Linked DNA regions of Homo sapiens: region 2 is linked to region 1. The links are chromatin contacts, found by Hi-C in ENCODE. All regions are on one chromosome and are shown on one strand. The core of a region is the stretch at or near the end of the contact, and the rest is flanking DNA. Distances in the headings are between cores, read along the strand shown.

Region 1 (7,048 bases), core at 1,638-4,137:
TGAATATATAGAATGATGATCACACAGAAATGTACCTTAAAACACAAAGCCAGCTTCACAAAATCAGTCTCACGGTACTCCCTCTGTTCCTTGAAGATCCTGACCCCAGCACTTAGACAGCTGCCCACCTAACACACCCCTTGGATGGCTTGGGGACATGTCCTACTCAACAAGTCCTAGATTGAACTCATGAGCTTTCCTTCAAGACTGGTCCTGCCCTGGCTGCCATCTCAGTCATTCCAATTCCTTCACTTCACTTCCACACATTATTCATGCAAAGCCTGTTGATTTCACGTCCTCTACAGCTCTCTACTCCGTCCGCTTCTCCATGCCCACAGCAACCACCCTGGCCCATGCTACCATTGTATCTGGTCCCCTACATCCACAAGAGCCACACAGCACTTGTTTTGAAACTTAGCTCAAATCATGTCACTCCTCGTCTTGAAACTCTTCATTGGCTTTAGATAAATACTATACTCTTCCAACCCCACAATGCTACCCCACCTCCAACAACACAGGGCTTGGAGGGGGGCGTCTCGCCTGTGGATCCCCCAGTCATATCTCAAAACACAAGCCCTCTTGCTCTCTGCTAGGGATAAATACATTTTTCAGGGATTTCCCAAAAGAAAGCCAAGGCATACTTCCGTATTTCCAGAGGTTTCAAATAGAGACAAAATGAAAGGTTTGTGCTGTATTTACAGTATAACAGCCTGGGTGTTTAAAAAAGGCAATACCTCTTCACTCACTCTGCCATAGCCATGGGAACCTCCTTTCAGTTCATCATATACACATACCTCTTCTGCCTCAGGCCCTTTGCACTTGCTGTTCCCTCTTCTGCAACAATTCCCCTCCTCCTTAGACAATTAACTCCTATACATCCTCCAGGCCTAAGTCCAAGTGTCATGTCCTCAGGGAAGCCTTCTCTGGTCCTTGTCAATCTCTTCTATCAGACACTTTCTTAAACCTCTGATGCTCTCCCTGGAGCATACATAAACTTTGAATTATGCATTCCTCCATGGAATTGATTTAGGTCTGTCTCCCTCACTGTAAACTCCAAGTCAGAGCTTTTATCTTTCCTGTTCTGACTGTATCTCCAGAGCTTAGGACAGTGTTTAGCATGTAATAGGTATTTAACAAATATGCTTTTCAGGGATTCTCCCCCCAAAAAAGCAAAGGCACACCTCCATATTTCCAGAGATTTCAAGTAGAGACAAAATAGAAGGTTTGGGCTGTATTTAAGATGTAACAGCCTCAGTGTTTTAAAAAGGCAGTATCTCTTCACTCACTCTTCAATAGCCAGTCAATTCCTAAGACATTTACTCAACAAATAAGATGGTTTCTTCTTTCCAGTCTGGAGAAAAAGAAGAAATGCGCTCATAAAGAACATTAAACACACACGCACCCCAAATAAACAAATTTCAATTCCAATACACACAGAGGCGTTGCCTAGCCTGACACAGTCGTCAGATGAGCTACAAGAAATGCTAAAGAGCATTCTTGTCACAACTGGACACGCGGTTCCAACTTGTTCTGCTCTCATACTGATCACTCCCTTGGAGCCTTAACATCTGTATGCTAATTACAGACACGGTGGCCGACGCTAGGCACACACAAATCCGTCTTAATCCCTCCCTTTTGCGTGGATGAAACCTGGTCCAACATTCGTAAAAGCATGCAAACCACACCATTGCTTGGGCGGGCACACTTCGTGCCCCTCCCCTATGCCTTGCCAGCCCCACCCTTCTCACAAACCACCCCTCCTCCTGCTTCTACTCTGACCTGAGCCTAACTAGCTGCTAGGTTTGGTAATAAGATTGAACGAAGACTCAGGAGGCCCTGTGGGCTCCATTATTCTGCATGCCCTGCGAGAACGGCCCACCCCTAGGGACGGCTGCTGCAACTCGAGCCCCACTTGCTGCCAGGAAACCTTTCCCACTGAGGACACCCGGGCATGCGGCGCAGCTCCAGGTCCAGGGGGAAGCACCCCACCCATCTGCCAGAGAGACAAAGATCACCAGAAACAAAGGACACACACACACACACACACACACACACACACTCGCACACTCAAAGTCAAAAGCAAATACCGACACTTGCAATTTCAAACCAAACAGTCGGCTTGGTCTATCTAAATAGATCTGGAGACAATCTAGGAGGGACAATGATTATGTGGTAATGACAGGCACTATCTGGGTTCGGAACCCACGCTGCCTCCGCCCTCCTCCCACCCGCGCTGCAGTTCCCAGGCGCATTTCCCAGCCTCAGGACACACGCTGCCAGAAGCAAGAGTGCTTCCACTCAAGGAAGCGCGCACACGCCGGAGACAGAGGCAGGGCGAGGGCAGCCAAAAGTAGGAAACACCCACCTTTAGGATCCCAGTTCACCTGTTTTCTTGGCGTCTCGATTGGAAATTTCATTGCTTCGTTGCCCAGAAGGGGAAGAAATGAAAAGAACCCAAATAATAATAAAGTCCTCAAGCTTTACACGCCTCGGTTTAGCAGTCCAACAAAACAATTTCCGAGGATGGGGGAGCCTTGGACTGGCTCGTGGAGGAACCCCAGAAAAAGACAGGTGGGAAAATATTAGCTTGGGGGAGAACTGGAGAGGGCTTGGGTGTTTGCACCGGCCAGGGGGTGGCCGGCCGCGGCCCCGTGGGTAAAAGAAAAAGTAAGATCGGCGAGGGGTGGATGAAAGGATGGAGAGGAAGGCTTGGGGAGATGGAAGAGCCAAGCTGCTTCCCAAAAGCGGTGCCGGCAGGTTAGGGGCTGCGCAGCCTGAAGGCTGGGGCTACGGAGAAGCCCACTGCAGTGTCACTCCAGCCCCCGAAGGCGTGTGCGCACACACTCCCGCACACACACACCCGCACACACACTCCCGGGCGCGCGCTTGGGCGGGCACGTCAGCCTCGCTCGGCCGCGCTGAGCGCACACGCCCCACCCCGGCCGCGGCTCCTCGCCCCCGGCGACGCCCCCCACTTCCCGCTCCCCGAAAGCCATTGGATGTAGGGGTGGCGCGGCGCCCGGGCAGCGCGCGGCGAGGGCGACCCTCCCCGCGGCGCGCCCCAGACGCCGCGCCCCGGCAAGAGGGAGCAGGGCGAGCAGCGGACCGAGGCTCCCAGCTGGGAAGGCGCGCTGAGCCCCCGGCACCCGGCTCGGGGCAGCGGGAGGCGGTCGCGGACTTGCCCGCGGGGCGGCGGGAGGCGGTGGGCGGTGGCGGGGAAGCCGCGGAGGGGCGGGGAACGAGCGGTGGGCGCGCCGCTACTTACTGGCTCGGCCGGCCGGCGGGCGGGCGTGGAGGCGGCAGCGGCGCGCTTGCTGGAGTTGCAGCCGGAGACACGCTTGGTTGCCTGGAAGGCGCTGCAGGAGGCGGAGGAAGGGCCGCTGCGGCTCCGCCGCAGACCTCGGCCTCCGGGTCACCTCTTCTCACCGCTCTCACCCTGAGCTCTCCCTCCTTCTCTTTTCTCACTTCATTTTTTTTCCTCCCGCGTCTGGCTCTCTCGCCTGAGTCCCGAACCCACGTCCCCGCCGCACTCCAAGGAGGCCCGTGCCAGCCATGAGCCTTTTGTTCTGGGACCGCTCCGCATCTGCTGCGCTCTCCCCGCCCGGGGAAGCTCGCTCCCAAGGCACAGCTTGGTCCCTTCCCCAGCTACCTGCAGCCGGACTGGGGCCGCTGGTCGTTGGCTGGAAAGGAGGCTTGAGAGAGGCACGGGGGCCCCCGGAGGAAAGCGGAGTTGCCAAGACCCGGCAGCTCCCGGAAGCGGCGGCCCCGGGATCCTGGGACCAGCAGGGCAGATGCGAAGGGACCCAGACCTGTTCCCGGAAAGGGGCTAAACCTGGAGCATTCGTCTAACGCCCTCTCACTGCCCCTGCTTGAAGCCCCACAGGGGTTTGTGGTGGGGCCTCAGTCTTCAGAAAAGCCAGGTGGTGCTGAGGTGCTCTTGAACGGGTCACTCCGAGTATCAACATGAATGATGCTGACAAATTGCTTCGGATGCCTCGCAACGGAGCCTTACACGTAGTAGGTGCTCAAGAAATACTTGCTAAATGAAGACATGAATTGCATGCTGCAGTGTTGGATAGGAAGTAGTTTAAACCCCTACTCTGGCTTCCAGATAAGGTTACTAAAATTTGTTGTTCATTCAACATATATATTGAACCCCTTCCAAGTGCCATCACTGTGCTATGTGCTGGCCATATGGCAGAGAACAAGACAGAGATCTTGCCTTCATGGGGCTTACTATCTAGTGCCATAAGGTCCTGTTAGATTGTTGTTGCCTTTACTTACGCATAGAAATTGCCCAGCTCATTCCTATGCCTGCCAGCTGGGGTCCTAAAATCCCACACTAGCAGCTGATCTCTAAGTTGCATGCTACTCTACGGCACCTTGAGGCTTCTGGGGAGCCCTATGTCAGCAGCATCTTTCTCACCATCCATCCGTCACTATCACATCAAGGTTTCTGAGTCCAAGAGCAAGACCTACAGAGGTCCGCTGTGGTCTGTGGGAAAGGTGAGTGCTTTGTCACTGGGCTGTCACAGGCACCCCAGGCTGGAGCCCTGAATTCTCTGCAAACCCCGTTCAGGCAAAACTGGTACCAATCTGATGGTGCTACTCTGACTCTTCAGCCCTTTAGGCAGGTTCCCGGGTGCTTCAGAACCATCTTCCCTGGACTCTGTAACCACACTTTGCCTCTCTCTACTAGGACTGGGAGGATGGCTAAGACATAGAAATCAAACAAACAAGGAATCTCTGCTTCTCCCAGCCATGCCCCGAGACACCAGTGTGTATGTAAATTCTGTTCTCAAGTCCAGAGGGAGATGCTTCTAAGAAAGGCTTTCGAACCTCCCTCTGCGCTCTTCTCTTTAACTGTTCACGGACAGCTGGACTCTAGCACAGTCACTGCAATACAATGTTTTTTACATGCATCAGAGTCAGAGAGGGGCTTCAGCAGAGAAAGACACCCTCTCCTGAGTCCTCAGAGCACGGGGAGGCAAGATTGACATTTACTGAATTCCCCCTCACCATCTCATATTTCCTCTCCATTCATCTTTGTTAGATCATTTTGCAGAAGCTGTAACTGGCCTCCTTTTACAGATGAGAAGATCAAGGCTCAGAGAGATAAAGAAACATTCCCAAGGTCACGATATGAGGATTCAAACCCAAGTTTGTTGACACAAAGGTCCATGCTCTCCATGCCAGAACCTTGTGAGCTCATCCAGTCCCGGGACCCATGAATCTGACCCTGAACCTGTCCCATGGGTTCGTTTGGGTAATGAAGGTCTAAATACGATATTTTCCAAGCCTCCAGGCCCTCCTCCTTTGCAAAATGAACTGACCTATGGTTGTGTTCTGGGGTCTGCATTGGGGAATTAGTTCACTGTCCAAGGCAAATTCCTGTGGCAGGAACTGCACCCTTAGGATGCAACATCATTCGGCCAATCAACAAACATTTATTGAGCATCACTTGTGTACAAGACAGGTTGCAGGTCCCCATTAAAAGTTATTTGGGGCCCTGAGTAGTGATGACCTTCCCCAGAATGGCAACAGCAGGATGGTTATAAGGGGAGGGTTGGGGATGGGGAGGTGGGGGTAGACTCTATTAGGGCAGGGAGCAGGATCAGTGTCTAGTGCTCCTGGTCTGCCTTGAAGACTTGCACTAGTCATTGGCCCTTGGGATGATCTCTCTGCTTAATCACTGGATGCCGCCCCCTCCTTTCTTTTCCCCACCTCCAACCTCTGGAGCTTTCTCTCACCTCCACTTTCATTCTCCTTTCTCAGAATGTAGACAAAAGCAAGTTACCCGCCCCCCCCCAAAAAAAAATCCACCAAAATTAGGTAAATAAATCCCAGTACCGTTTCCCAAAACGTGTCTGAAATCAAACACAACTCCTCCTCAACTGCGTATTTGGAGTGGACTGCATGGAGTGGGGATGGAGGGAGACCTCCCTCCCAAGAAAACTTAGCCCTTTGGGCTACTGCAATCCCCCTCCATCCCCTTCGGTTCTACCCTTTGGTTATTTACAAGCTGGACTTCACTTACCCAAGGAAAGAAAGAAGTCTGTGTAGAGAAAAAACATCCAAGAAAGATGCCGCTCCAAGCGGTTCTGTCTCCCTCTGTGCCGCCGCAACTTCCATGGCTATTGCTTCAGGCGGGTTAAGTCTGGTGGAAAGAGACTGCCTAGCGTTCCTGCGGCAGGAAAACAAAACATCGTGGCGCAAAGTCTCCCTGCACTCGCCGGCCCCCAGCAGGAGACCCGGGCTGGCGGCCACTGCGTCCTGGGTGCACTCGGTGGCAAAGCGCTGCTACCGGGCACGGGTCTCTGCAGCTCAAAACCTGCCCGGCTGGAGCGCACCAATAGTTGCCCCACCACTTTAATGAATGCCGTGTGGCCCGGCATGGGAAGGCTGGGAAAGCCCGAAAACCCCAGTCATCTCTGGCAACGAAGTTTCCCCGAGTTGGCTGGCTCCCTTACCCCCTCCCCACGCTCCAGCCCGGGGTAGCTGTGAGACCGGAGGAGACGATGCCTGCCGCGTGGGGAGTCTCAGGGTGGCTGGCAATGAACAGCTCAGCCAGAGAAGAGTCGAACACGGATTCCGGGGCGAGTCAGGAGAATTTCCTGGGACAGCGAATGGCAGGGAGTGATGAAGCAGCTTGGGGAATCCTCTTTAGTGCCAGTTCTGCAAACAGAAGAGGGAGGAGATGGGCTGATTAGAATCTACTTTGAATTCACAAATATTAGACTAAATTCATTAATCTGCCTTGGATTGTTTCCCTTTGGTTTCATCCTTCTTCCCTGAAGTCCAGAAGAAATCCCAGTCTTCCATCTTTTCCCCACCCCCAAGACACCTCCAAGTCCTCTTCCCAAAAGAACTGCAGTCAGGTTTCCATGTCATTTTGTGAAAATACCCCCCGCCACACACACACCCTCCTTTACCACACACACATACACACAGACACGCAAGCATCCCCTTCATATACCCACTCAGTGGTAGTAAAATTGATAGCGTTATACATTAACGTGAACTTAAACGTGCCCCACCAAAAATTTTC
Region 2 (7,048 bases), core at 262-2,761, 370 kb before region 1:
AACTGGATCAAATTTTGAATTCGTAGCTAAACTGTAGAGACATATATGGCATACAGATTAATTTTTTGTTATAACTGTTTTCCAACTAAAATACATCAAATAAAAAGCAAAAGTAAGGATGTTTTCACTGAAAAGACATCTCATCTAAATATAACTTTCGTTCTCATGTAAGAAGTAAAAAATATATATATATATGTATGGGTGTGTGTATATATAGTATATATAGATATCAAATACACACTAAGGTCAGCTAAATATATGTAACATAGTTCTCACATTGCCATCACTGTTTACTAAATAGTCACAACTATGGGCTGGGATCAAAAGAAGTATGAGACATAATCCCTACTTTAAGAGATTCCACAGTCACAGAATACTTATAGTACACAGTTCTATTTCAGGCTTTGCAGACCATTAAAAAATTACTTTCATAATCAGAGATTTCAATATCCATCTCTTAGTAATTGATAGTACAACTAGATGGACAATCAGCAAGGATATAAGAGATTTGAACAACACTACCAAACAACATGCCATCTATAAATGCCTCCATCTAGCAACAGCAGGATGCACATTCTTTTCAAGCGCACATGGAACACTGACCAAACTACACCATACTCTGATCCATAAAGCAAGTCCTCATAAATACAGGAAGATTCAAGTCACACAAAGTACTTTTTTAACCACTATAGAATTAAATCAGAAATGAATAACTGAAAACCTTCTGGAAAAGTCAAAAATATTTACAAACTATCAAATTTCTAAATAATCAATAGATCAAAGGAAAAATAAAAAGAGAAATTAGAATTTTCAGCTTTATGAAAATGAAAACACAACATATCACAATTTGTGGTATGCCACTAAAGCAATACTTAGGAGGACATTTACAGCACTAAATACCTAGATTAGAAACCAAGAAAGGATTTGAGAGTTCAGCTTCTGTCTTGAGATACTAGAAAAATAGGAGCAAATTTTAAAAGATTACAAATTGGGTTCAATGTATACTGCTCGGGGATGGGTGAACCAAAATCTCACAAATCACCACTAAAGAACTTATGTAACCAAATACCACTTGTTCCCCAAAAAACTGTGGAAATAAAATTTTTTTAAAAAGTAAAAATAAAAATAAAGAAAAAACCAAAATAGGCAAAGAAAATAATAATGAGCAAAGAAGAATTAAACAAAAACAAATTTAAAAACCACAAGAAAATAATAAAACCAAAAGCTGATTCTTCGAGAAGATCAATACAGTTGAAAAACTTCTAGCCAGACTAATAAAAAATCAGGTTAAGAGAAAACATACACTTCAACAATAAGAAAGGTGACATTACTAGAGATTAGAGATTTACCTAGGGGGAGAGGCAAGGCATGAAATAGCTTCAAACCTTTTCTTAAAGGAATTGATATTTGACACAGAGCATAGAGAGGTTTAAGACTAATGTTGTTCTAAAAAATAATGGAGGTTTTGGTGAAAAGAAAAAAGAAACCAGTGGCTTCACTATAGGCATAAGCTAAACCACAACCCTGCCTAATATCCTGTTGAGAACCACCCAGCCTAGTATCCTGTTGCTCCACTAAAAATGACAGTATCACAACACACAGTTTCTTTAATGTCCGTTGCTGACCCCCGGAAAAAAATTCAGCTTTTATACAGTCAACATTCTTTATATCTGAAGGATGAAAAACAGCACAAAAATCTTGAAAACTATGAAGTCCCAGAATCTATTGGTCTCCAGATCTTAGTGGTCATTTCTTACTTAGCAAACTGTATGAATAGACATGTTCATGTGAAAGATTACTTTGTACATTCTGTTTCTGAAACACAGAATATAGAATCCCAGAAGATTCACTCCTCTAGACTGAGTGAGGTAACGAGCTCTAATATGCAAATATGTGGATTTGAAAGCATAGTTCTGCATTTAACTGAAAAGTATCAAAAGCTTCTCAGTGAAAATAAAATTATAGATGAACAGCCTAAACATCAGTCAGATATCTGTGGTCAGAACTTTCACTCAAATTTGTTTCAGTTAGACCACAAATGTGCAGCTATGTTGGATTTGGTTTGTAGTACTAAACAAATTAATATAGGGCCTGAAGTGGTACAAAGAGAGTGTGTGCCAACAGAATATCATGAAATACAAAACCAGTGTTTGGGATTATTTTCCTTGAACACAGTAGATAAGCCAAGGTCTGAAGTCTGAAGCAGCAGTTAGGAAGGTCTCAGACCTTAAAATGTCAACTGATACGGAATTTCTCTGTATAATTACCTCCAGCCAGGTTGCTTTTTTAGCTCAAAAGAAAGATAAAGGGCGGAGTCCTATAAATAAAGGGAATGTAAACATGGAGACTGAACCAAAGGCAAGTTACGGGAAGATAAGAATATCTGAAGAGAATTCCATTCAACTTGATGATTTTACAGAAGCATATGAAAGTGGACAAAACCAAGCATATTCTCTTGAACATTTTAGTCCTGTTTTTCCTAAAACAGAAAATAGCCACATTCACATAAACTCTGACAAAGGTCCTGAAGAAAATACAGGATCTCAAGAACTTTTCAGTTCTGAAGATGAACTGCCACCAAATGAGATACGTATTGAGTTGTGTAGCTCAGGAATACTGTGTTCCCAACTAAACACCTTCCACAAAAGTGCTATTAAAAGAAGCTGCACCTCTGAAGATAAAGTGGGCCAGTCTGAAGCTCTATCTAGAGTCCTTCAAGTAGCTAAGAAAATGAAGTTGATTTCTAATGCAGGAGATTCTGTTGTAGAAATGGATCAGAGGAATGTGTCTGAATTTAAGGGTATTAAAAAAAGTCATTAATAAAAAACTGTGATTCTAAAAGCCAGAAGTATGATTGTTTAGTCATGGTGCTATCTCCATGTCATGTGAAGGAAATAAACATAAAATTCGGACCAAATTCTGGCTCTAAAGTGCCTTTAGCAACAGTTACAGTAATTGATCAATCAGAAACTAAGAAGGTTTTTCTGTAGAGGACTGCAGCATTTTGGGCATATACAGTGTTTCTTGGAGATATAATTTTACTCGCAGATGTTGTTATTCATGAGGACCAATGGGTTGGCGAGACAGTACTACAATCAACATTTAGCAGTCAGTTATTAAATCTTGGGAGTTATTCATCTATTCAGCCTGAAGAATATTCCAGTGTAGTTAGTGATGTTGTACTTCAAGACCTACTGGCACAGGTGTCCTCAAAACATTCCTACCTCAGAGATCTTCCTCCGAGGCAGCCTCAGAGGGTGAACAGTATAGACTTTATAGAATTGGAGCACCTTCAGCCTGATGTATTAGTCCACACAATACTAAGAGTTGTTGATTTCACTATACTGACAGAGGCAGTATACAGTTATAGAGGACAGAAGCAGAAAAAGTTATGTTAACAGTGGAACAGGCCCAAGATCAACATTATGTGCTTGTATTATGGAGTCCTGGAGCAGCCTGGTACCCTCAACTGCAAAGGAAAAAAGGTTATATTTGGGAATTTAAATATCTTTTTGTTCAGCGCAATTACACACTAGAAAACCTAAAATCGCATACAATGCCTTGGTCATCCTGTGAGTGCTTGTTTGATGATGATGTAAGGGCAATTACATTTAAAGCAAAATTTCAAAAAAGTGCACCTTCCTTTTGGAAGATATCAGACTTAGCAACCCACCTAGAGGATAAATGTTCAGGAGTGGTTCTAATTAAAGCCCAGATTTCAGAGCTGTCATTTCCTATTACGGCAGCTCAGAAGATAGCTCTAAATGCTCACAGTTCTCTGAAGAGTATTTCTTTTCTTCTCTTCCCAACATCATATATACTGGCTGCGCAAAATATGGATTGGAACTAGAAACAGATAAGAACAGGATCTACAAACAATGTTTTAGCTGCTTGCCATTTACTATGAAGAAAATATACTATAGGCCAGCTTTAATGACTGTAGTTGATGGAAGACATGATGTTTACATCCGTGTAGACTCAAAGCTGATAGAGAAGATTCTTCTCAACATTTTTGCAGACTGCCTCAACAGAGTGATAGTTACTTCCTCAGAGATCACCTATGGGATGGTCATGGCAGACCTGTTACACTCCTTGTCGGCAGTCAGCGCAGAACCTTGTGTATCAAAGATTCAGAGCCTTTTTGTGTTAGATGAAAGCAGCTATCCATTACAACAAGATTTCTCCCTCCTGGATTTTTATCCTGACACTGTAAAGCATGGAGCCGATGCCCTTTTCTGAGGCCAGAGGAAGAAATGGCAGGCATTTCAAGGAAGAAGTACTGAAATGATTTGTCTTTTGAAGTAAATAAACGATAGGGTTTTTGCTTTGGATTTTTTATTAAATACATTTTACAAAGAGAATTTCAATTAAAACTTTTTTCTAAGAAAATCCTGTGAGGTTTAAAAAGATTATTTTTGTTTTTTGGTTTCTTCCTTTCTTCTGGAGAAATGATCTACCAGTCAAGGCAATATGTAGCAGATCCCTGGGAATTAAAGGTTTGCCCATTTGTTCACTGTATTTAGTCCCTGCTACGTTCCAGGCATTGTACTAAGTATGAGGAACCACAGGGAAGACATTCCCTCAGAAACTGCTGCAGTGCTTTTACTTATCCCTACCTAAAAACCGTCAATGTGAAATCATTTCCTTGATTACAACTATACATGATAATGGATTAGTTTATATAAACCTCTGTTTAGACAAGTTCAAGACAAGCGTGTCTTTCTATAAAAAGCATTGAAAACGAAGGAAATGAGATCATGTTTCAATTTATTAAAGCGGGGAAGAGCGTTCTGTGGTTAGTTCGTGTCTAGGATTTGAGTGCCTTACTGAATGTATTTAGCAAACATGTAGCAATCTGTTCTCTCACTGTGATTGTAGAAGAAGCTCATGTAAAATGATAGTCATTAATGAGGAAGTATAGAGTGGTACTTATTCTGTAAGTTCAGAGTATGCCGAGTATTAATAGATTATCATACTGCCTGAAAATAAATTTATGATGAAATGAAAAAAAAAAGTGACAGTTTAAAAAAAAAAATCTCCTGTGGTCAGAAGAAAACTAAAACACTAACTTCAAACCACCCCTGAAAATGAGCTGGAATTTAATTGGATCAGTCTTTGGAACAATTTAAGTCCCCAGGGCATTGTTTAAAACAATACAGAAATCCACCAGCAATTAGTGTAACTTACAGTGAGGTGTGATCAAGGAACCAGACAGAGTCCTGGAAAAACAAATCCCAGGGTGACTGTGGATATGCCCAAAACCACATTCTCCAAGGAGCAACATTTCAGGCTTTACAGTGTGTGGAGGGGAAGAAGGAGGGAACAGAGTTAACTAAAATACTCCAGCAAATCACTAAGTAAATAAATAAACAACAACAAGCCTCAAGGGGGAGAGGATCAATGCCCAGAGTTGATAGCATATATTATATACGAGTTGCTACCATATATTATATATAAGGTCCAGTTTCCAACAACACACACAAAAAATGAGACATTCAAAGAAATAGGCATTATTTCATTCTTTCTATGCTGAAGAGTATTTCATGATGTGTGTGTGTATATGTATATACATACACCATATATATATACACGCACCATATATATATATATACACACACACCATATATATACACACACACACACACACACACACACACCATATATATATGGTATATATATATTTCCTTTATCCACTCATCAGTTGATGGGCACTTAGGTTGATTCCATATGTTTCAATTGTGAATTGTGCTACATAAACATATGTGTGCAGGTGACTTTCTGATACAGTGACTTCTTTTCTTTTGGGTAGATATCCAGTAGTAGGATTGCAGGAATGAATGGCAGATCAATCAATTTAGTTCTTTGATAAATCTCCACATTGTTTTCCATATAGGTTGTACTAACTTCATTCTCACCAGCAGTGGATAAGCATTCTCTTTTCACCACATGTATGCCAACATCTATTGTTTTTTGATGTTTCTTAATGGCCATTCTGGCTGGAGTAAGGTGGTATCTCGTTGTGGTTCTAATTTGCATTTCTCTGATGATTAGTGATGTTGAGCATTTTTTTTAACTGTTTTTCTGGCTATAGACATATCTTCTTTTAAGAAATGTCTATTCATGTCACCTGCCACTTTTTAATGGGATTTGTGTTTTTCTTGCTGGTTTGAGTTCCTTATAGATTCTGGATGCTAGTCTTTTGTCAGATGCATAATTTGTAAATGTCTTCTCCCATTCTGTGGGTTGTCTGTTTACTCCAATGATTCTTTGCTTTGCAGAAGCTTTTTAGTTTAATTAGGTCCCATTTATTTATTTTGGTTTTGTTGCATTTGCTTTTGGGGTCTTAGTTATAAATTATTTGCCTAGGCCAATGTACAGAAGAATTTTTCCTAGATTTTCTTCTAGAATTTTTATGGTTTCAGGTCTTAGATTGAAGCCTTTAATCCATCTTGAGTTAATTTCTGTATACGGTGAGGTGAGAGGTAGGGATGCAGTTTCATTATTCTATATGTTGCTATCCAATTTTCCCAGAACCATTTATTAAATAGGATGTCCTTTCCCCAAATTTATATTTTTGAATGCTTTGTCAAAGATCAGTTGGTTTTAAGTATTTGGCTTTATTTTTGGGTTCTGTATTCTGCTCTGTTGATACATGACTGCTAGATCTGATAAATGAATTCAGTAAAGTTTCAAGTTACAAAATCAATGTACACAAATAATGTATATAAATCAGCAGCACTGCTATATACCAATAATGACAAAACTGAGAATCAAACCAATAACTCAATCTCTTTTAGAATAGCTACAAAAATATATAAGAATATACTTAACCAAGAACCAATAGTTCTAAAAGGAGAACTATTATACAAAACATGGCTGAAAGAAATAATAGATGATGCAAACACATGGAAATACATCCCATGCTCATGGATTGGAAGAATCAATATTGTGAAAATGAGACCACAATGCCCAAAGCAATCTACATATTCAGTGTAATTCCTATCAAAATACCAACATCATCTTTCACAGAATTAGAAAAAACAATCCT

Evidence for each region. A loop is a pair of places that touch in the nucleus more often than their neighbours do. Pooled maps may share reads with other maps.
Region 2: a loop to region 1 is called in a pooled map, with 5 times the contacts of the local background. The contact joins the enhancer-like site here to the promoter of KCNK10 in region 1. A Hi-C loop is called at or near these places in 17 of 37 single-sample maps with no recorded cell type and 5 of 50 pooled maps.

The regions. Positions count from the first base shown.
Region 1 is chr14:88,320,382-88,327,429 of GRCh38, forward strand. It overlaps KCNK10 (potassium two pore domain channel subfamily K member 10), which reads right to left and starts at 2,888. Exons shown (of 7, transcript NM_138317.3): 1 at 2,366-2,888. The coding sequence starts at 2,417. RefSeq lists enhancers at 2,234-2,893, 3,466-3,525, 5,831-6,345 and a silencer at 3,176-3,415.
Region 2 is chr14:87,950,965-87,958,012 of GRCh38, forward strand. All of the region lies in intron 10 of GALC (galactosylceramidase), which reads right to left. It also overlaps the pseudogene SHLD2P2. Among named protein-coding and RNA genes, the nearest start is that of GALC, 39 kb to the right of the region's middle. RefSeq lists an enhancer at 4,226-4,395. Within about 2 kb of position 1,512, at least 4 of the 41 ENCODE cell types and tissues checked have a DNase peak (open chromatin) inside an H3K27ac peak, as active enhancers do.